Regions from separate parts of the Mus musculus genome. Here region 2 is linked to region 1. A link is a loop called in an ENCODE intact Hi-C map of the cell type or tissue named here. Cell type or tissue: left cerebral cortex. All regions are shown on one strand. Links, peaks and the distances in the headings refer to the core of each region. The heading gives the core; the rest is flanking DNA. Region 1 has its middle 91 kb from the start of Gm25222. Region 2 holds the start of Kcnab1 (potassium voltage-gated channel, shaker-related subfamily, beta member 1).

What was found. Hi-C counts contacts between places; a loop is a spot of excess contacts. Peaks named below come from ENCODE experiments on the same cell type or tissue, not always from the same donor. Only the 100,000 strongest peaks of a DNase experiment are listed, where the experiment ranks them.
Region 2: a loop joins it to region 1, with 3.0 times the contacts of the local background. A loop is called at or near these places in 4 of 42 quality-filtered maps.

The regions. Positions count from the first base shown.
Region 1 is chr3:64,979,665-64,990,997 of GRCm38, reverse strand. It overlaps a transcript of Kcnab1 not described here. Among named protein-coding and RNA genes, the nearest start is that of Gm25222, 91 kb to the right of the region's middle. In left cerebral cortex, for the core only: CTCF peaks have their summits at 3,139 and 6,450; DNase peaks (open chromatin) are centred at 3,128 and 6,452.
Region 2 is chr3:65,103,761-65,115,093 of GRCm38, reverse strand. Kcnab1 (potassium voltage-gated channel, shaker-related subfamily, beta member 1) reads right to left here and starts at 6,080. Exons shown (of 14, transcript NM_010597.5): 1 at 5,102-6,080. The coding sequence starts at 5,322. In left cerebral cortex, for the core only: a CTCF peak has its summit at 5,795; DNase peaks (open chromatin) are centred at 5,273, 5,776, 6,002, 6,421 and 2 more places; H3K4me3 peaks cover 3,729 bases; H3K27ac peaks cover 3,066 bases.

The DNA.
Region 1 (11,333 bases), core at 1,555-9,554:
TACTCAAGCCAACTTTAATCTTCTATTGTTATGATAAATCATACCCAAGAATATAATTGCTTCATTGTGTTCTATGAGTCCTTCTAGAGAATAATCTGAGCTCAGGGACTTTCTGAACATGGCATGCTCCCCATTATCTTCTTAACGTCATACGCTGATATTCTACCATTCATTCATTCATTTATTCATTCAATTCATTCAATTCTCATATTTTTGGCAGCTTTGATGTTTCTTCCTTAATGATTTTTTTCTTATAGCTATAGGACTTTACCCCCAAAGCTCTAGAATCAGTTTTCACTTGCTTTGGGCATTTGTTCAAATTCTATCTTTTCAGTAAGGTCTTCTCTGGATATACTATTAAAAATTATAGCTGGTCCTTGAGCATGTGCTTATTTTCATGTGCTTTGTACTTCTCCAGAATATTTAGCCTACTTGAAGTATTATGTATTTTGGTAATCATTTTGTTACCCAACCTGCCCTCATTAGAATGCAAACTCAAGAATTTGGATAATGAAGCCTGTATGTTTACTGCTGTTTCCCCAAACACAAGGTGAGTACTCAGTGAATGTCTACTGAATGAAAAAAAAGTGAACTTGTGGTCTTTTATGAAAAAGAATATTTAGATGGTGCAGAAAAAGATACTGTACCACAATTACAGAGAAAGCAAAACAACTTCATAAAAAGAATTTCACTAATGCATACTATACAATACATATTCATATTAAATGACCATATTATTCAATCTCCTAGGTTATTTGATAAATCAAACAAAATTATCATTAGATAAAGCAGAGGAAGTATCTGATTCATAGCAACCTAGAACCAAGAAATGATAAACATAGGGTTGGGAGAGGAAGGCCTTTGAGAGGAGCTGCTTATGTAGAAGGCTGAGCAGAAGATAACTGAGCTGTTTCCATGCCCACTGAGGCTCTTTTAGTGTCCTTTGGGTGAAGTATTGAGCATGGAAAGGTATGATCTTTCCATTTGTCCAGTCATGGTAACAATGAGAACCTTGGCACAGGAAAATTGAGTAGAGTCTTGCAGTCTTGCCAGGGTAGTAGAGTGGTGTTACTCAGGTGAGAAAATCCATGGGTATGATGATACCACTGAAGCTTACTCTGAGGTTGCTAATCACCAAATAAAGTCCTCAGTTGTACAACAGAGTTTTATTGGAAAAGTTTAGTACAATCTGAGAATAGTAAGATTTACCTAGAACTCATAGTCATCAGCTATTACACTAGAGAAAACCTCTAGTGTAGTTATCTGTGAACTCAACTGATGAATCAATCAGAAATTCCAAACAAGAGTCATATTTTTTTCTTTTGGTTTTTTTGAGACAGGATTTCTCTGTGTATAGCCCTGACTTTCCTGGAACTCACTCTGTAGACTAGGCTAGCCTTGAACTCAGAAATCCACCTACCTCTGCCTCCCAAGTGCTGGGATTATGTTCACAGCTTTTTTTTTTTTTTTTTTTTGAGATGATACTACTTGTTAAATTGAGATGATGCCTCTATTTATAGTAAAATAGGAATGGAAAAATACGAAGAAAGAAGTGAACTTACAAATGGATGTTCAATGGGACTGATGGGGAAAGGATTGAAGGAGGGATGATAAAGCGTGATAGAGGAGAGCCTCACGGCTCCAACATGAGTGTTTTACAGACATCAGGTGGTCATCAGCTAGAACCTCATTCAGCAAGTGTCACATCTGAGTAGAAAGAATATGTGGAGTGAAAGTCCTGAACACCCAGCTCTAGACAAGGTAGCCTAGGACCCAACAGTGGATGAAGATAACTTTCTTCTCTATAGTGAGAAGTTTCTATTGGTTGGAGTTCTCCAGAGAAACACTGCCAACAAGAGATCTATAGATGGATATACAGACTGATGATGAGAAATTTATTTTCATGGTTACAGAAAACAAGGCTTGAAGGAGAATTCCTTAGGAGTGCAAATACCCAAATAAGTCCAAATACCCAAGAACCCAAATAGCTATTGTTGTAGACGTTCAAGTCTAGAAACAGTGAGGCAGGAGTAGTTGTATTCTGTGTGTGGGAAGGTTTGCCTTTTTGTTCTATTTAGGTCTTCCATATACTGGATGATGATCAACACATTAGAGAGAGCAACCTTCCTTTCAAATGTTAATATCATCCTCACAGTTACCTTCTTAGGCATACTCAAAATAATGCTCAACCAAAATCTGCTTGAGCACTGAATCCCTATAAGAGCAATGCCAGAATTTAGACCCCAGATGGTTTTACTAAAGACAGGACAGACATAGCAAGGAGACTGTAGATGGGTAGTGTGGCCAAATAATTCCTGCACCTGGTATATTTGTCTTCCAGTAAACAACAGAATCTTATTTGTTATTTTCCTGATTAGCTACTCATTTACTCAACCAATATTTATTAGTTTTTATACTTGATGTCAGTTTCTGAAGAGTGCAGCAATCAGCCCTACAGATGAAATTACACTCCAGTGGGAGAGGCAGACAACCCAGCAATAAACAAAACAGACTGCTAAGAGGGAGGAAAGAAGGCGCTGATTTAATGACTCTTATAAACAAGTTATGATGGCAGGTACTGCTGTTATACAATGGTCACTTCAGGGGCCATCTTAGCTGCTTCCGTGCCATAACAAGCCTCCAAAAGCATGCTGAGTTTTAGAGTACTGTGCAGTTCCAAAAGCTGTGTGTCTCACTGATAGGTTAGAACCCTTTGAAATCTAAAGAACATAGCTGCACATTCCATGCCCACACTACACAGCTGCCGAAGCTTCCATCACACTCCAATTGAGAGGAACATGACAGAAGGGAAAAAATGATAAACAATAATTGGGCTAGAATCACTTGCCTAAAAGTGTGTCCTGGGTTCCTATTTCTCCTTTAGGAGTGCTGTGGTACCTCCAGCTAGAATCCCTTCTTTTCCACTCTGGACCTCTATCTTTGTCTTCTGCTCTATCTTTAGGGTAGTTTCCTGGCTCCATTCATTAGTGGTCCCATTCACAAAGCCTGCATAATCTTGAGGTAACTGCAATTGGCAGTCCTTACTTTACTATCCTCCCATGGCCTGCTAGCATTCTCCCTGCCCTCTTTCATGAACTATCTGGTCCCTCCTCTCCATACACAGACCACCAGCACCACCTCTCTGAGGAGGATGTACTGCAAGTAGATGAACACAGATGATGACTGAGTTCATTTGACTCTGCATTGTCTTGAAAGACACTTTAGTTATATTTTTACGTTCCAGATGAAAACATGACAGTTCTCCTCTGGTAACTGTGGAAGAGAGCAGTCTCCACTACATGGCAGTAGCCCAACAAGGAGGGTTGCAAATAGACAGTGATTTGCAGCATTATAGGGTCATCTCCAAATCTGCACTGGCCTCAGTATTTACAACTCTATTGTATCCTCTCTGTGCAATAGTTAATTCTGACTGAACTGCAGTGGACTGAAAACAGACCCAACAGATAGGAGAACACAATAAAGTGTGCAACCTAATACCATACCCTTTCAACTAGAATGTAAAGGAGACACCAAAAGTATTCCTATGTTGGTTTACAGAATTGGAATGCAGATGGTAGGATAACATAGGCCATTAAAGAACATTTTATTGAAGTTGGTAACTGTCATAGTTTCTGTCAATTTGATACAAATTTACTCATACCTGGAAAGAAAGAGTATCAATTGAGGAGTGGCCTCCATAGATTGGCTTATGGGAACGTCTGAGAAACATGTTCCTGATTGGTGATTGATGGGGTGGGCCCAGCCCACTAGCAGTGCCATGCCTGGGCAGGTGGGCATCCACTGTAAAAGGTAACTGGGTAATCCAAGAGAGTGAGCAAGTAAGCATTGTGTTCCTCCATGACCTCTGCTATAGATCCTGCCTCAAGTTTCCTCTGCCTTAGCTTCCCTCCACGATGGACAGTAACCTGTAAGCCAAATAAATCCTTTTCTTCCCAAGTTATTTTTGATCAGTGTTTTATAAAGTTACATAAAGCAAACTATGATAGTACTTGTTCAGGGATATCCTCAGGAATACTGACTTTGTACAAACTATTGAAGGACAGAGGACCATGTAACTTACTCTCAAAAGTTTGGGAAAACAAATAAGGCAAAAGATGTGGGGAAGGAGCTTGTTGGATCATGGGCAGTTTTTAAAACAAATAGAGCCAAAACATTTGTGTTAAGAGCAAAGGGCTACAAGTACGCCTCTATTATTCTTGCTTGTTTTCTGTAGTTTGAAGTTCCTTTCAATAAAAAGGCTAAAGCAAGCAAAACCAAAATGACCTGGGATGAACACACAGAATATTTTCCAAAGGAAGGCCAGTATTATGGTTTACCTTTATTGTTAACTTGGTTTGACTTATAATCACCTAAGAGACACACTTTTGGGTATGTTGGAGAAAATTTCCAGAGAGGGTTAACTGAAGAAGGCATAGTATGAGTGTGAACGGCATCATTCCATGGACAGAAAGAAGAAAAGGTACAGGCTAAATCTCTGTGTCTCCCTGCTTCCTGACACTGGAAACAATGTGACCAACTGCTTTATTTTTCTTCTGCTACAGTCTTAGTTGAAGTGTTGTTCTCTGTGCCATGGTAGACCATATTCATATTCTTTCAGCCAAAATAAACTCTTCCTCTCTTAAGATTCTTCTGTCAGATATTTCTGTTATGCCAGTAAAAAAATAAATTAACAAATATAGCTTGGAGTGAGAGGTCTGCTCTTTTGCCACTCAGTCAGCCATGCTTAGGAGTTGGTACCATAGACTATTTGCTCAGTAAAACATGCAATTGGTGATTTTGCAAAATAACAATAGCAGGTCTACTGTAGTGGTTATGAACTTCTTAACTACAGGCTTTTTGACAAGGACTTCAGTACCAATGATGAAATCTCCTTCATGTGCCCCACTTAATCCTTTAACCACCAGGTTATTCCTTCTTTTCTATCACATTTATTATAATATTCCTCCAGTTATATTTTTAATTGGGTTGTAAGAAAGTAGACGTCAATGGGGTTTCTTATCTACCTTCCTTTTAATTAACCCTCTACCTGCACATCTCGATTTTCCCTGGACTTCTGTTGTTCTTCCTGTATAAGCTTCCCCATGCCCAGTATTCCACTTCTCTACTTTCTTTTCATCTGAAACCCTCCTTTAACATGGCTCTTTCCCAGAGGTTCTTTTCTGGCTTCCCAGATATATGCTTCAAGTTTAACACACACAGGGAAAACAGGTTGCATTTGTCTTTCTGCACTTGAGATACCGTATTCAGTATGTTTCCTTTGTTGTTATTGTTTTATCCATTTACCTGCAAATTTCAGGATTTCATTTTTCCTTACAGTTGAGTAATATTTCATTGTGTATATGTGCCTCATTTCTCTTATTCAGTCACCCGTGGATAGATATATTGATTGCACTTCTAAACTATTGTAGAGTGTCAATGGAGTAGAATCAGCAGTTGTTATTTTGCCAAATGGCAATGCTCTCAAATTGTCTTCTAAATATGTATAGTTACACTTATAAACCTGTGCCATTTTCAGACTGGACAGAGACGCTTCTTGTTGCAGAGAATAGTGGTCTATGAAGAGATGCATAATTTGTGAAAGCACTGAAAATAAGAGATGGGATGTTTAATCTGAATGGGATATCTCTATTAGCCCCTGTTCCTGCCAACACTCAAAGAACATTGTGGAAGAGAAGGCAGAAAGAATGGGAAAGACAGAGGTTGGGGAAGAGTGCTGGGAAAGGTTTCTGCCCATGCTATTGTACTCATGAACTCACGGCAGCCAAGGTTGTCTGCACAAGACCTGCATAAGAGCAAGCCAACCAAACCCCAGCTTAGCTGGAGGAGGAGCTCTCAACACCTTACTTCTTACTGAGAAGCCACTGTTCGTCCATAGCTGCTCAGAGGGGCAAAACCATTCTTTTATGAGCTGTGTTTTATGTTCTGTATTTTGTGTTTTCTTTTGTTTTGTTTTTACAACTAAGAAGGTGTTTCATGATCCAGTGCATGGCTCCATATGCATGTCCATATGTGTAGCACTAATTGGATCCAGAGAGTAGTAGACAAAGGGAAAAAAGGTGGGGGGAGGGAGATGAGTTTGGGAGGGGACATGTTGAAGGAAATATAGAAGGAGTTGAAAGATAGAAATTCAGAGAGTAGATATGATATTATTGTATTGTTTATGTGTATGAAATTCCCTAGAATCAAAAATCTTAAAAATTAAAATTAAAATAATAAAACTTCTAACTGGGTTAGGCTACAATAAATCTGCTACGGCAACTGGGCTTCCAAGAGGATGCCAGACATAATGTTAGCTTTTTTTTTCTCACTATGAAAAATGTCCTGTTGACACAATCAGGTAACGCTATTGATTCTGATGAAAAGCAGCCTGCTAGCTTCATTACAAGGAATGAAAAAGCTTCCTTTTCTTTGTGAAATAGCACACCCTACTGACATCCACAAGCACTGAAGGGAAATTCAGAAGTGTTTGGTAGGGGAGGCAGTGGAAACAATCTTTTGGTCTATGGTTGCTCCATTGTCAAGAAAACCAGGTTCCAAAATACCTGTTGTGTTCAGAGGAGCAACTTCCACATGAGAAAATATGGTTCATGTAACTCAGTCTTACTCTTAAGCTTTGAATCTGATATTTTCATCAAGGCAGCCTTTACCCTAGAAAATCACAGTGGAAATTTCAAAACAAATTGGAATTTCAGCTCTCAATATTCTGAGCTGCAATCATACTCAGGTTCTGGGGCATTTCTTATTTAAAGTGACACTGCCAAGCCGTATTTGTTTTAGAATGTCCGTTCCATTCCCTAGGCAATAAGCACGTGGTTCAGCACTGAACAGGCCACTTTGCTCTGCCTTTCAGGTCCACTACCAGCAGCCTATTCAGATTTTAAATCACATACATTCCCAGCCTCATCCATCTCAGTGCCATCTCTGTCCCTCCAGAAATGTTGCAGGAGAGACACAGCCTGAGGCTCAGGGAAATCAGCACAGGCCCCAGGACTGACCCAAATTAGACCAGCCTAAAATAAATCATGTCAGCGTGTCTTAATATGACTCCTGCACAGGCAGTATTTTCTAGGCTATTGTTTTGTAGACGTGGCCATAGCTCCTTTAAGCAGGTTGGAATGTGCCAAGCATCCCATGGAAAGAACAGGCCATGGGAACATGTAAAGAAATGTACGAAATATGAGGGTACAAGGAAGACAATGGTGAGTTCTATTTTAATACAAAATAAATACTTTTCCCCAGTACCTCAGCCCTGCAATCTTATGGAAAGCAGAACAGATTACCTTCCTGGTGCCTTCTATAAGCCCTCAGTGTAAATGCTATTTTCCCATAAGGGTTTGTTCCTTTTGTTTTATAGAGTAGGAGGCTATAAGAGAAGAAAGGGGGAGAGGCTGAGCCTGTGTGCAAATCGTTGTGTGAGGTTATTAGATTCTCATTATGACGGAACACTCATCCATCTCAGAAAGGTGTTTAGAGTAAAAAAGTGCTTCAAACTGCTCTTTTGAAGGTTTATTTTGAGAGCAGTGAAAACCAACAGCCAACAAGTACCCTCAAACTCGGACATGTCTGATAAAATGTCTTAGCTGGGTAAGGTGCTCCTGACTTAACTTCCCCTTGTTCAGCCCCCTTTTGTCTCTTTGTGTGAAGTCAGTGTGAAGCACTATGTATGTTCTCACCTTGGGGCTGCCTATCAATATAGAGCACCTGTTTCTTACCCTCTCCTCTTGGTTTTAGGCCAAGGCTCTCTTCTTCCTGTTTCCATCTGCCTTCTAGAAACTTTGTGTAGTTCCCCCTTATCCGACTCAGTGTGATGGCAGCCTCTAAGATGTCTCCACTCTGACAATACCATCTGACACTGGGGAAAGCTAGCAGGAGAGGAACTTGAGCTGCTGGGAGTTTGGGTCACTTCCATATTAGTCCCTCTTAAATATTTTTATTCTAAGCACATTACTCAAGGCAGGAAGAGTACAGTATTGATGATAGGTACCATCATATTACAACCATTTGGAGAACAAGTTAGCTCAAATTCTAATTTGATCAAATGAGAATTCACGTGTTAAGTGAAGACATGAGAAAAAATGCATTTTCTGAGTGTTTTCTAAAGATCTACTACAATAGAAGAAGCAATGAATTTGTATGAGCCAATGGGGAGAAATGGTAGTGAGCTCAGGATTGTGTAAGATTTACTTTGTAGGTGTTATTATTTTCTGTCCATCTTTTAAAGGGAGCCAATACATGTTTCTTTTCATTGCTTCAAGTAGAGGGAGGTGCAGTGATTGAAGTTAATAGTCCCATTACATAGGAGGCAGGATTTATTTACTTACTTACTTACTTATTATTTACCATGAACTTGAAACTGAAGCTATGCAGAGAGTTCCCAGTCCTACTTCAGCTAATGTGAGAGGCCTTGTCTACTTGCCAATAATAAACATAAATACAGAAATTCCCCACGTTTAAACAAAACTAATCAGCATTGGAACAAGTGCCATGTTAGGTCCACAGAAAAATCTAAGAGTGAACCCAGCCTCTGGTAACATGTGACCTGCTGCTGTGATGTTGATTTAGTCTGTTTTTCAGATGGGGAATGGAATTCAGCAAAGACAACCAGATAACCTTAATGTCTAATATGGAAGAAGACAGGAAGCTAGGGCACTGTTAGTAGGAAGCTAGAACACTGCTGGTGGGGATCAGATGTTCCAATTTGCTCTTTAATATTTTTAATGCTCCCCAACTTATGAATGGATGCTCCTCAGTTAAGAACACACTTGTAATGAGAACTTGCAAAGCCCAAAGGTTTTGTAGGATTATAGAATAGAAAAGCTCTAATCCTCATTGTCCTGGTGGAGATAGAATAACTTTGATAAGAAACACACACACTTGACAAGCTTATATAAAGAAAAGATCAACCCATGCTGTGAGAGAGAAGGGAAAACCCAAGGGTTGGGATCATCTAGGCAATGGGGTTGAAAATGCATCTTCTGGATGAAATACTCAGCAGAGGCAGAGGCTCAGTGATCCAGGGAAAGGAGCAGAGGGTCAGTGTACAGAGGAATAGGACTGGAACAGGAGATAGGCAGAGCCTGGAAAGGCAGACAGAGTGGAATGATACAGTTGCAGGTGCTGTGTGTGCATATGCATGTGTACATGTATATGAGTGTGTGCGTGTGCACTGTGTGTGTGCATGTGTGTGTGCGTGTGAGTGTGCGTGCGTGCGTGCGTGTGTGCGTGTGTGTGTGTGTGTGTGTGTGTGTGTGTGTGATTTTGTGATGTATGATAGGAATTGGAAACATGAGCAAGCACAGGACTGTGACTTAACCAGCAGGAGACGAGTCCTCAATGTGTTGCTGGCTGGAAATGTCACTTGACTCAATAGTCAACCTCGTCCAACTTTGATTTCAGCTTTAAGAGACTGGAAGAGTTTATTTCCAACATCTGTCCCATATCTAAGCAGCATTACTTGTCTCTTCTCTTTCTTCATTACCTTCTCTCTACCTTTAGTGCAAAGCTATTGAGACATTGTACCATTGGCTAGAAATCAATACTGTTTTTATTTTGCATTTTATTTAAAAAACCCAAACAAGACTTGTCATTGGAAAGAAGGGGATGGATGTGGAAAGGGAGTGAGGGAAAGAGGGAAGGTCTGGGGGAGGTATAGAGTGAGATTGAGTTTGTATGATTACTATTGTGAAACTGACCAATATAGTTTGTATTAAACCCATGGTGTTACTCCCTTTGTTTCTGCTGACCTATCACTTGCTGTGATACCATCAAATAACATTAGGGTTCCGCAGGCAAGGGTTCCAGAACCCTCAAGACAGTGCTTGGTGTAGGATGCTCTGCTGAGGATGTCATTCATTACACACAAAGCACCTCAGGAGTCTCTCTCCAAAATTCTAATCAGCAAGCATGGGCTACTGTTGAGAAGATAGCCCATCTCCTCCTCCAGGAACTATAAATACTCTACTTCCTCTTTGGGATTTGGTGTTGTTGGAAGTCTAGGGACAGATTAAGGTTAATGTTTTGCAACTCCTCTGACCTGTCTGAAGTGTGTCCTCTCTCTTTTCTGAGTCTTTCTGCACTTTTAGTCTTTCTTGGGCTGATATTTTTCTTTCTCCTTTAAATTAATTTTTATGTTTTTGGATTGTATGCATTTGGACTCCTTAAATATGTCTAAAAACAAGGCTTAAAATGACTATAAATAAACAAATAACTTGTACAAATGAAAGGGTGGCTTTTGGGACCCACAGTCAGCAAACCACAGGCCTCTGGCCAAATCCAGCATACCACCTGTTTTTGCATGACCCATAAGCTAAAAATGGTTTTTTTTTTTTAAAAAATAAAACAACATAAGGGAAATTATGAAGAATATCTGTGACATGCTAAAATTGTATAAAATTCAAATTTCTTTGCCAATAGTTATGTTGAACTATATGTCTACTATATGTCCTTCCTTCCTTCCTTCCTTCCTTCCTTCCTTCCTTCCTTCCTTCCTTCCTTCCTCCCTCCCTCCCTCCTCTCTCTCTCTCTCTCTCTCTCTCTCTCTCTCTCTCTCTTTCTATCTAGAGACAGAGTATTTTGTTTTGTTTTGGGGTTTGTTTGTTTGTTTGTTTTCAAGACAGGTTCTCTCTATTCAACCTTGGTGAACCTGAAGCTCAATCTTTAGACAAGACTGGCTTCAAGTCCACCTGCTTCTTCCTCCCAAGGGATGGGATTAAAGGCATGCACTACCACTGTTCAACTTATTTATGTATTACTTATGGCTACTTTCCCCTACCACAGGAGAAGTCAGAATGTATACCAAGACAACCAGGCCCTCAAGCTTAAGATATGTTCTCTGTAACAGGAAGAGCTTGCTGACCCCTGGGTTAGAATCCTCCTGCCATTGTGAGTACAATAAAATTCCTTAAAACTAGTAATCTGTGGCTCCTTAAGAGTCTGGCTATGAACCTGCTTTTTGGTATATTTTGTTTAATAATTACTCAGCTGTGTACTTACTGCCTTCCTCAGAGTTAATGTAATGTAATAGAAACAAATAACACATAGCCTTCTGAATGAAGAATTCGGAAAATTCTAAGCTGAAAAAAGGACTCCTATGCCAACTTTGTCCATCGTTCTCAGATACTTTCTTCCCATTTCTTTTCAATTTATATGTGTGTTTGCATATTTACTGATTTATTCCCCTTTTCTGGTCAACTTTAGTTAGAAATAGTAGCAAGTCTCTATGGGAACACAACAGAATACCCCCTCACAGATGATGCAGGACCTCAGCAGCTGGCCCTCCCTAGGCTGAAGGGCTGCAATGGCATTTGCCCAAA
Region 2 (11,333 bases), core at 1,095-9,094, 120 kb before region 1:
TCAGTTCACCATTTTCTCCCACTTTCCCCACATGAATACACCACACACACACACACACACACACACACACACACACGCACACACACACACACACACACACAGTGCTTTTTATGCAATCAGTTGATAAGATTGATCTTTGCTCCCAATTTCTTTGATTTAAAATCCACCCACTATTTGTGGGAGGTACCAGGCGATGAATGCAACATGTGCTTGAGAGATGCGGCTATGAGGAGTGGCACAGAAGCAGCATCTGGGATAGGGTCTGTGCAGCTTTGATTTTTGCTAAGAGCAAGAGTGCTATGAAATTCAATGCACATTCTTTTTATTTCAGATCTAAACTCCTAGATCTTGGGAGAACTGCCAGCGTAATTGTTGCCTAATTGAACTGTGCGCAGACACTGTTCAAATTCCTTGGTTGGTCCTTCATTGCTGATGGTCACTCTTTGTCTTGATGTCTTACTCTCACTCCCCATTGATACAATAATATAACCCCCTTTGTGGCTACAAGATTCTCTCTCTCTACTTCTCTGAAAAAGTCCTCCAAGGAGAGAAAAGGCCATTTCTAAAAGACAACATTCTTTCCATTTCCAATAATATAATAATCTTAAAAGAATGAAATTCAGAGATGGATTTTAGATTGGTGACTTCCAAGCACTAGTAACCAGAGAGGAAGTGATGGGTTTGAGGCAACAGCAGGAAGAGGCCTTGTAACTGTGCAAACACTGACTCCACACAGTGGTGAAGCCACATAGACACATCCAAACAAACATATGCATGGCTGGTGAAACTGGAAACAATTCAGTTTTACCAATCAATTTTCAAGTTTTGAAGCCATCGTATCATTATGCGACCACTGGAAATTTAATGGGCCATGGAAATTGTACACTTAAAAAAAATCCCGAGTGTCTATAATTATTTTTTAAAAGTTTAATGGTAAAATGCAGCTAGCTAAAACAGAAAAATTTGAAGTTCTTAATGGAATTTAAAGATTATTTTTCAGGTGTGAAATATTGCTTTTGCAAAGAAAACTTTAAAATACTGCAAAGCCTATTTTCAGCTTCATATACTCTAACTGAAAATCAGGTTTATGTAACAATACAGTGGGAGGTCATATTGTTATGGTTCAACATTTCTTGATTAAATTGAGTCTATCAATATTTAAATTATTATAGAACTAAAGCAATAATTTCAGAACAGGAAGATGGGTTTGATAAATACAAATATGTTGTTATATAATAGGAGAAGCTCCAAACCATGTCAAGCATTAGCAGCTGTAACATTCTACAAAGTTTTCTTAAAACAGAACAACTCACCAACAAACAGAAAAAGCAGTCAGTGAGGAAACCTGGCTTAACCTCTGAGTAGCTCTGTGTGGGTTGAAGGTCCCTATGCATCTGCCACTTGGAGATTTATCACATGTGCTTGCAGAGTTTCCACCAAGCTATCATGCAGTGGTGAACACACACCTAAACCATAGGAAAAGCTAAAATCAACTAACTGCCCTGCATTACCAAAGCACAGAACTGTCTTAGATATAGATAGCTCCAGAGTAAATGTAATGAAGTCTTGCTACTCCGCTAGCAGTAACATTTGTAGCATGTTCTTGTAGGTTTCTTTTTCCACAAAAGCCTTGAAAACACTAGCCAATTTGATAGAAGATCTGTACCTAGTCATGGTGTGACTATAGTTACATTTGCAAAATTTAGAAGATTGTATAAATATATTGTTTCTCAGCTCCTAGTTTTATGAGCTCTTGACCTATGGTTGGTATTCTTACCCTTAAGACTTGAGACTTAAATGTCACAGTCACTATAGAAGCAGAAAGAAGTTCCTTTATTTCTCAAGGTTATAAGCAGGTCCTCAACTGTCAGGGAGCACTGGTCCCTTATAGCAAGGCTGAACCTGAGTGGGTGGCTCTGCACAGTGAGTAGGAGATCTGGGTAGTTACATGGCCAAGAAGAAATCACTTGTCAGAGGCCATCCCATGAGAAAGCGAGCCCTTCACAATCTCCCTGACAGGCCAAATGGCCTCGTGCTAGGAGCTGGCTATCACTCCCTCCTCCCTATTCCCTTCCTGGCACCTGAGGTTGTAAAAGCTGAATTACAGTCCCCTCTTCCCTATCTCTTCCTGAACTCCCATGCCATCCAAGGACATGAGTTACGCCTGAGCCCAGCCTGACACCCAAGGCTGTCAAGGAGGATCTATATTCCAGAGATAAGATGCAGAGTGCCCGCTGCCTAGCGCCTGACTTCGGCCCCCATGTCAGCAGATGCCCACTTCTTTGTTCTTTGTAAAATTCCCCTTCGACCCCCTCCCTATTCCCTGAGATGTATGCTTTAAAATCAAGGCACCTCAGCCTAATAAACGAGACCTTGATAGGTGCCCTTCTTGGTCTCCTGCCTCTCCTTCCCTTCCTCTCATTTCCTTCCAGGTTTGCGGTCCCCCTCACACCCACGAATGACTGAATCCCTCGGGCCGGGATAATCACTCCATATAGACAAAGGCACATTTGGTTGCCTCAAATAGGAGTATCCCCTTAGTGCATAGGCCTACAAGAGTGTGTCACAACAGAAAATTCCAATATCTACTTGCTAATTATGGTACCTTTTTCCAACTTGAAGCTATTTCCTAAGCCTTGGTGGCTTCTGCATTTGAGGACTGGTGTATAGAGTTCTGGTGTATAGAGAAGGTGGGCGATACATTATTACTGACTGAATGAATACTGTTTCAACCCACAAAATTCCTATGACAACTTTTTGTTTAGCAGACACTTCAGATTCTGAAGGAATAGATGAACAAGATTCCTGGATCTCCCGACCTCCAATTCCCCTCAGGATTTTGTGACTATTACTAAAAGCTCCAATGTGGAAACTGTCTTCAAGAATATGAGCATTATAATCATAAGTCACCAGTAATTTACTGTTCTTGCTCATTCCACCAGTCTCTCCCCAGATTCTGTAGACAAGCCAATCACATTCCTTATTGCACAAAATCACTTACTATTTATTCTTAACAATCACTCAGTGCACTCATGTTATATTCTAGATGAAACAATGTAACAAAAACATAACTCAGGCAACAAAAATATTCCCACTATTTTGGGCAAGCACACAGTAATTGTCCCACTCCTCTATCACCTAAGAAAGCCTGGCATGCAGATGGCACTTTCTCACATGTCTTATATGTCTCTCAGTCTCAGTAGAATTTAAAAGCTGGGAGCTGGATTCACACATACATAAAGCACCTGTCCTCGATGGAGTGGCTCTGAATGAGAAGAGGAGTGGAAAAGAACCATTATGTTTGGTTACCACAAACTCAAGAGTGCTGAAGAACCCAGATGATTGTTAGTGAAGAGCTGTGCTTAGCTGCAAGGGAGGAGAGACATCCAAATGAGTGGTTCCCACACCGACCTTCTGGGGAATTCGACAGTTACAGTCCAATCCAAGTTCAACTGTGTTGATAGGAAACCTTAACAGAGAGCCCCTGACTGCAATAGCCCAGTAAGACCAAACTGTTCCATGACAATCCCCTGCAAGACAACTATGAAGGTGTGACCACAGACAGGAGGGGTGTGACTTTTAAACTTCTGCCTTAGGGGAAAACTGTTTATTGTTCTCTCAAACTCTGCAGGCCCCCATTGGAGCCACCTCACCCTGATGTGTCTTGCTCTTGGACTCTGTCCAGGAGGCAACAGCTTATCTCCCCCAGCAGCTTAGCTATTGGCCCAGCAGCACCTACCATGCACAGGACTAAGGCTACATCTGTGCCACAGCAGCTACACAGAAACTGCCAGAGAACTAGAGACCGAGGTCTCATTTGGAGAAGTCATTGGATGGGGCCGTCTGTCCATCAGAAAAGCAAAGGAAAGAAGAGGGCTCACAATGCTGACACTTGGAGGGAATGGACCACAGTCAGGGGGTTCATTTGGTGGCTTGCCCTCACCCTGCAGTTGTGGCCCAGAGCTACTGCTCTGGCTGGCTTCCCAGTCTGTTGACAGGTTTTCTTTCTCAGTGGCTTGAAAACATCAGAAGGACAAGAAGACTTGCTGTTGCAGTGGGAGGCTTCCCTTAAATCTGCAGATAAACTTTCATCAAGGCCAACTTCTCTAGAGAAGTTTAACGGCTTACTTCATACAGACAGCACAATCTTAAACGTACAGTATTTTAATTGTCCGGAGTTCATCCATCTTATCCTAAAATCTGGTCTCTAGCAAACGAGGGAGAGAAAAAAGGAAAACAATGACCAGTTACACCTGCAAATGAGAAGAGCCGAAGACCTCGGAGGATGTGTCAGCTGCTGCTCTTCTTTGGGTCCCTAAATACTGAGAAGTGCAGAGGAACTACAGCGGGGCTACGGAGCCCATGGCCAGAGTGCTGATGCAAAGCAAACATAATGAAGTGGCAGGGATCGCATTATGGAACGGAGAACTGTTTTTACTACAGGAAGATTTCTATCTACGAAAACAACCAATTCAGTTGTGATACAGGAGACAGGGACACAGACATTCACCGGCACTGAAAAGCTGGTCCCCTGTATTTAACAACAGTCGCACTTCATTCACTTCAGGCAGTAATTTAGATTTCAGTACAGCAGTGTTCAGTCTCTAACACCGTTGTAGGTGTTTCTTGCTACCACAAACCTTCCTTAATAAGAGCTGGGCTTAACATGTTCCCTCGGTCTCTCAAAGGGAAGAGTGCAGCGTGGGATGGGAAACTATTCTGAAAAGCATAAGCGTAGAATCGACAGCCTGTGCATCAAGCAGGACAAACACTTCTGCTCTTGACAAACTGTCCTAGTAGAAAAGAGTTCCTAGCTCTTAGGTGTGTTTTCTCCGCTCTCTGGAACTCATTATGGTCCTAAGGTGTTCGTAACACTTAGAATATAAAAAAATGGGCCACATCTTAAAGATCGCACTTGTGCATGCACAGCAGCTTGGCCCTTTTCAGCTCTCCCCCCACAAAAGGCTAATTTCAAAGCAAACACCTGAGAATTCTAAATTAAGCAAACAAGCGCTGAGTTAAGTCACTTTCAAACAGGAACAACTGCCTGGCTGAACCGTCAAAGAACACAGAAACCCCGGGCAGAGGGACCTCACCATACCTATATTTCATGCCAGTCTGCTTTGCGGTGGACTCTTTGAGAGAAATGTGATGCTGAGGGGTGAAGGTCCCCAGGCTGCGAGCGATGATAGCGACAGTGCGGAATTTGGCCCGGGCTGCGTTCACCACATTGGGGGCGTTGGAGCTCTGCTTGCTCAGAAGTCGGTCCTCACCATTTCGACTCTTCAAATTGTGCTCTGTGCAGGCTATGGAGACTTGCATTGCTTCCCAGGACAGAGCAAGGTCCTCTCAGAACCCCACAACACAGGCGGTCGGCAGAGGGTGAGCAGTTGGGGGGATTTCGGCTGTCTTTTAACCCCTCTTGCCCCCCTTCCTGGATGCCTTCAGAGGAGTCCCAGCAGCTGACTTCAGGACCCACACAGTGGCAGAAGAGGCTGAGGGGCAGGACAGAGTCCCCGGGACCCAAAGAAGTAAACAGCCAAGCTGGAAGTTGCCTCGGCAGCTGGAGCGCGAATCAGCCTCTCCAATCTTCCCAGGCTGTGATCTCGGCTGATTAAACAGCCAGATCCATGTGGTCAGGAGGCTGGTGCAGAAGCCTAGAGCTGAGCATTCATGGTGACTGCACACAGCCCTGCCTGGAGCCAGTCCGAGGTGCCTGAATGCAGAGGGCTGGTTTCTGGGCGCTGGCTCAAAGCAACGCAGGCATACCGCAAGATGCGCTGCTAGCACCCTCTGGATCACAGGCAGGAGGCTCAACTGGAGAGGAGCATCCCAAGAAGCAGCTCACAGCAAGCAGGACCCCGCGGACCCGTGGTCTCCATCCACTATGCCTGCCAACTACCTCGCTCCTGTGCTTAGGAGAATGCGGAGGTGGAGGCTTCTCAAGACCCCTCCCCACTCATCCTCGGGCAAAAGCTGGGTCTCCTGAGCCAGCACTTACTTGGTTAGCGACTGCATAGAAGAGCTGGGAGGTCCCTTTAAGGAGCGCCTTGCCTTTGTGTGCAGTGGGAAGGAAAGATCACTGTGACCACTCCTTACTGGAACAGGACTGGGAGGGCTGTTCCATCAGGGGGCTCTGCCTAGATGCCACCAAATTTTGCTGCAGCGCAGGAGTTGAAAAGGCTGAGTTGGGGAGGCTGAGTGGGGTGCTCTGAGAACAGCACACTACTGATTAACACGTGAATGCTCTTCTGACTTGCTGGAACACAGCTTGGAATTCAGATATTAGCCTTGTCAGGGTTCATATCCCCTCTGCATGTTATTTCTTATGCAGATAAGTTAGAAGTTTCCTGAAAAGCCACAGTGCAGTCTGGATGGAGTGGGGTCTGCTAACGTACTGCAAATTTATTTAAAATACCAGAGTAGAGACGTCTGGGATGCTGCAGGGAGCAATGGGTCCTCCCCGCTGGAGGATACAGGTGGGGGTAGGTGCAATGGGGGAGAAACAGGTCAGGAAAGTAACAGGATCCATATATATTGTCATGGCCACAGGGATGGGCAGCAAGAAGTTCTGTGAGCTGAGCCTGAACCCATATAAGATGCATTTCTTGTTTGGCTGGATGTTCCATTCAGAGCAACTGCTCAAGAAACCTGCTCAGACCAAACTATCAATTAGTTGATAATTCATCTCTCCATTTGAAGTATGAGAGAAATAACTCGTCCTATGAATTTGGTTAAATTATATCTTCTCCAAAAGCTTCTTTCTAAATGTGATCCCCAACAGACCCCACTGTCAAGGAGGAAGAAACAACAAACGCTATTTGTGAATCCATCTCTGTTCTTGGCAATAGAGATCAATATGGAGGGAAATTTAGGAAGCTGTGTCTCAGTTCGTAAGGAGCAGGCAATCTGGGTGGGAAGGACAAAGCACTCGGTCTTCAGAGACTGATTATGTTGAAAATCATACTCTATGTGTCCACGGGAGTGGTACCCACACTAAGCACAACAGAATGAAAAAAGAATGAATTTCAGGAGCCTGGAGAACATTTCTTCATTTCGATCCATTACAACACTTCAGTGGAGCTTCTCTTATAATCTGACTTGGCTACTGGGACACATGACAATGTCCAGAGTTTCAGGAAGCACACGAAGACTCAACAGCCCTCCCAAAGGTATGGACTCCCCTGTGGCAGGACCCATGGGTCTGATCTGATTATCAGGAGTACAGGGAAGCATGTTCACGGATGACATAGCCTGCCTGTATAAATTAATAAATAAAACAGCTGCTCTGGCCACTTCTGCCCAAGCAAATGAAGTTGCAGAAGTGAAATCCTCAAGGAGACTCTGTGCTTGTGTTGAGATCCACTCAAGATATTATTACTCTTAACAACTTTGAACCTGAAGATAAGATTTAAACCACATTGTGGCATCCAATTCTTGATCCTCTATATATTTTCACTCTTTCCCTTAGGAAAATCAGTATGTTCATTAACAGAGGATATTTAGGATGACTGAGGGTGGCAGGGTTAAGTGGGCACCTCTTCTTTTCACCCAGGCAGGAATACTGGGACGTACCTTTCTTTAATCTTTGGAATAAACAGTGGGTAGAGAGGAAGCAGATCATAGGAACCTTTATTTTTGCACACTAAGCCAGCTCATCGGAGATGATCAACGTGAATTGGGAAAGCAGTCAAAATGAGAAGAGGAAGAAGTGGGAGGAATCAAAAGAAAGAGCTTTTAGAAAAGGAAAGTGGGAAAAAAGCAGGCTGGGAACAACAGAGGGAGGTGATGCCCTTCAGACCCGAGGGGTCAGGAACCAGGGACTTTAACTTGGCCACTGGCTTTGGGGGAGGGGAGGTGGGCAGGGGTTCAGCTGAGAGTGCTGCTGGCTTTATAGGATGGACTAAGAGGCCTGGATATATTAACCAGTGTGGTGTTTAGCTTTATTAAGGGGCTAGCAGAGAAATGCCAAAAAGCACAGCATAGCCTAGATCAGGGAAAAGGTTATCTGAACAAGACATACAAAGTAGAGCATTTCTGACCCCAATAGGACCACACAGAGTGCTTGCTTGTTCTATGGCAGGTGCTCAATCTATAAATAATTGAGAGGTGATGAGGAAATAACGAAGAGGGAGAGGGGAAGGTGGGTTGGATGGGGGAGATGCCTTTTCCTGGATAAACTCCATTCTTTAAAAACAACCACCAAAGAAAATCCTGTGCATTCACTTGGAAGCTCAGCCAGTTATACTGAAAAGGAGTGAATGGTAGCCCCACAGTTTCCTCTGCTCCTCTTGAGTGTGGTCCAGTGTCCCAACCTTTGGGACATGCCTCATAGAGAATCAAAGATCTGAGGCCAGAGGATGCTCACAGTGCAGGCTTCTTTCTTGTTGACCACAGTGAGCCTTTCATCTCTGATACCACACAGGCACTCTGACAGGCAAGCAGCAGCCCCATAGTTTCCCCAGACATCCTCATACTTCCCAGAATTAAGGGACCAGTCGCTCTCAGGAGCCTGGAAGCTAAATAACAGTTGGCTGTAGAGTGCCCATTCCTAATAAGTTTGCTAGCAGGCCACATGCTAATTAAGCTGGGGAAGTTAGACTTACAATGTATGTTCCTTTACTGTCACACACTATGAGAATTTCAGGCTTAAATAGACACACAAACCTGCATATAGATAGATTTACATAGATACACACATATACATGTATAGATATAGTTATGGGCTAGATTATCTCATCCCAAACTTCATGTATAGAGGCCCTGTCTTTGCCGCCGTGTGTCAGAATGTGACTGTATTTGGAGACAGTCTTTAAGACATCATAAGTATAACGAGGCCATAAGTTTGAGCATCAACCAAATATGACACATGTCCTTATAATAAGAACCAGGGCCAGACACGTGAAGACACAGAACAGAGGACCATTTACCAGCCCAGGGCAGAGTCCTCAGAAGAGGCCAAGCTTGCTACTATGATCTCAGACTTTCAGTCCATAGAACTAAGAGAAAATATTTTTTTCTCCTGTAGCTATTCAGCTTCTAGTACATTATTGTATAAGGCTGCTTTAATACAGGCAGGAAATATAATTTATATCTATAATAATATTCATAAGAAACTATTGGAGCATACTAACATTTAAGCTTCTAAATGTCATTATTAGTCACAATGAATGTCACTAGATATACTCCACACATCCCAAGCTGTCATTAATGTTCTATAGGAGAATGGTGAGTTCCAGCCCAGCCTGAGTGACCACAGCATACCTCTGTCATAAAAACCAAAAGGTAGAAAGCAATCTATAGATCTGCTCTCTAGGAAGGGCTGCTGAAATGTACCCTGGAGAAAGACCCACATGCAATCCCTTTATTCTGCTTCATAAAGTCATGCAAAGTTCTATGTGGTTGCTCTTTTTGTTTTTTAACTAGCAAACATTAATTATAAAAAGAAGTAAGTGTCATCGTAAGTATTTGTGACATAGTGTGGTAACAGTCACCTCCAAACACCCTTTTACTGCCTCTCTCCCACTCCCCATCCTTTCTGCTTTCATGTTATACAAAACAAGTCTCTATTGGAGTAGTAGCAGCTGTTAGGCACATTTCATCATTTCCCTTGGGTCTACTGATCTCCTTTGCTTATTGATTTTCCTTTGAAGCGCTTGCTCATATTCCCTAAGACGGGAATCAGAGACATCCTTAAGCAGTGGAGAGAGCACCACACCAGTAGACAAAGCCCAGTCATGACATCTCACCTGTAACTTAGGAGTAGCCTTCAGCTTCCTCTCACTCCTTTCCTTCAGCTGAAGCACTTGTGGGGGTGGGGTGGAGTGGGGTGGGGTGTATGTGTCTACATATCTTTATTCTGAAGACCTTTTGCTGCGTGTGTTCTGTAGATGTCATGACTCTATCCCTAAAGTCATATAGCACAAGACTAAAGTACTGTATACTCTTTAGTTTGGCTAAGATCTCAATGGGTTCCTATTTATTACCTAGAAGTCAAGTTTTAGCACTAGAATCAACCATATTGGGTCTTGGTAATAGTGATATTTAAATGCAGATTACAGGGTGTAAAATTTGTATCCCAGGGCTTTTTGTTTTCATGGTCATCTCAAAGTTCCTAGAACCACCCTGGAGACTTGACAGCAGATGTGCGAGTTGCAGCTAAGCATGATGCTCCTTCTTCCTCTGCCTCTTCCCTTTCCTTTGCTACTGAACAGGATGCTTATATTCTTGGAACCTTGGTTTCCTCACAGAGGCATAGTGACATAAGGATGTGGCTCTCCAGAGGCACTGCCCAATAGGAGCTGCATTCTCTGGTTGAGGAAGCACTCATTCCAGATGACACAGGCAGAGTTCGGTTGTAACTGAAGAAGCCTTCCTCTGGACTGCTGTGCATATAGCTCCTCACTTCAGAAGGACTTCACATACCCCCTCCTTTGAACACAGCTTAAAAAGAAATCCAATTACCATCATGAGTGCTAGACATAAAACCAATTTAGAAAGTCTAAATATCAACTTTAAAAAATACTTTGTGACTGTGTATTCTTATCCTATTGCTGTAAAAAAATTCCCAATTACCCAGAAAAATTTTGGTTTATTCAATTTCTTCCCAGTGAAGTCAGAACCAAATATTTTTTTACTGGTTTCGCTCACAACTTATGGTTTATATTCCATTTGAAAGCACAGCCAGCAGGAGCCAGAAAACATTCAACCATGCAGCTAGGCAAAATTGAGAGTTATCCAACACAGAAAAGAATCTGCTAATATCAGAGGCATTTTAAACATGCACACGTACAGATGGCGAGCTGCTTCCTGTGCCTGTAATTTATTACTTATTATATTCTCACAATCTTACCCTGCCACGAGAATGATCATGATCCCATATGTACATCGACACAGCCTTTACAATGACAAATAAATCAGGCACTAGATGTACAGATGGCTTTTCCGATGAGAAGAAACTTCTAGGTGTCTACCCTTCAGCTTTCCTAGAAGAATACACTTACAAAGAACTGAACAGGACACTCAGAGCAAATCCATTTTCACACACCAGACTCTATTCCACAAACAAAGCTCAGTGAACCAAAGGATGGACCAAGCGGTAGCCCTGGGAAGCAAAGCAAGGGCATGGACATGAGAGCTGAGTATTCTGTTACTGTACTACATCCCCCCTGCTGGCAATTAACACTTAAATACATCCATAGCAGCTGGCAATTATTTCCCGGATCCAGAATATTTTGAAATATATGAGCCACAAATTCTAATCATTTTTATGAATGTTCATATAGGAAACATGGTACTCCAGTATTAGATAGAAAGAGTTGTGGTGAAATGGG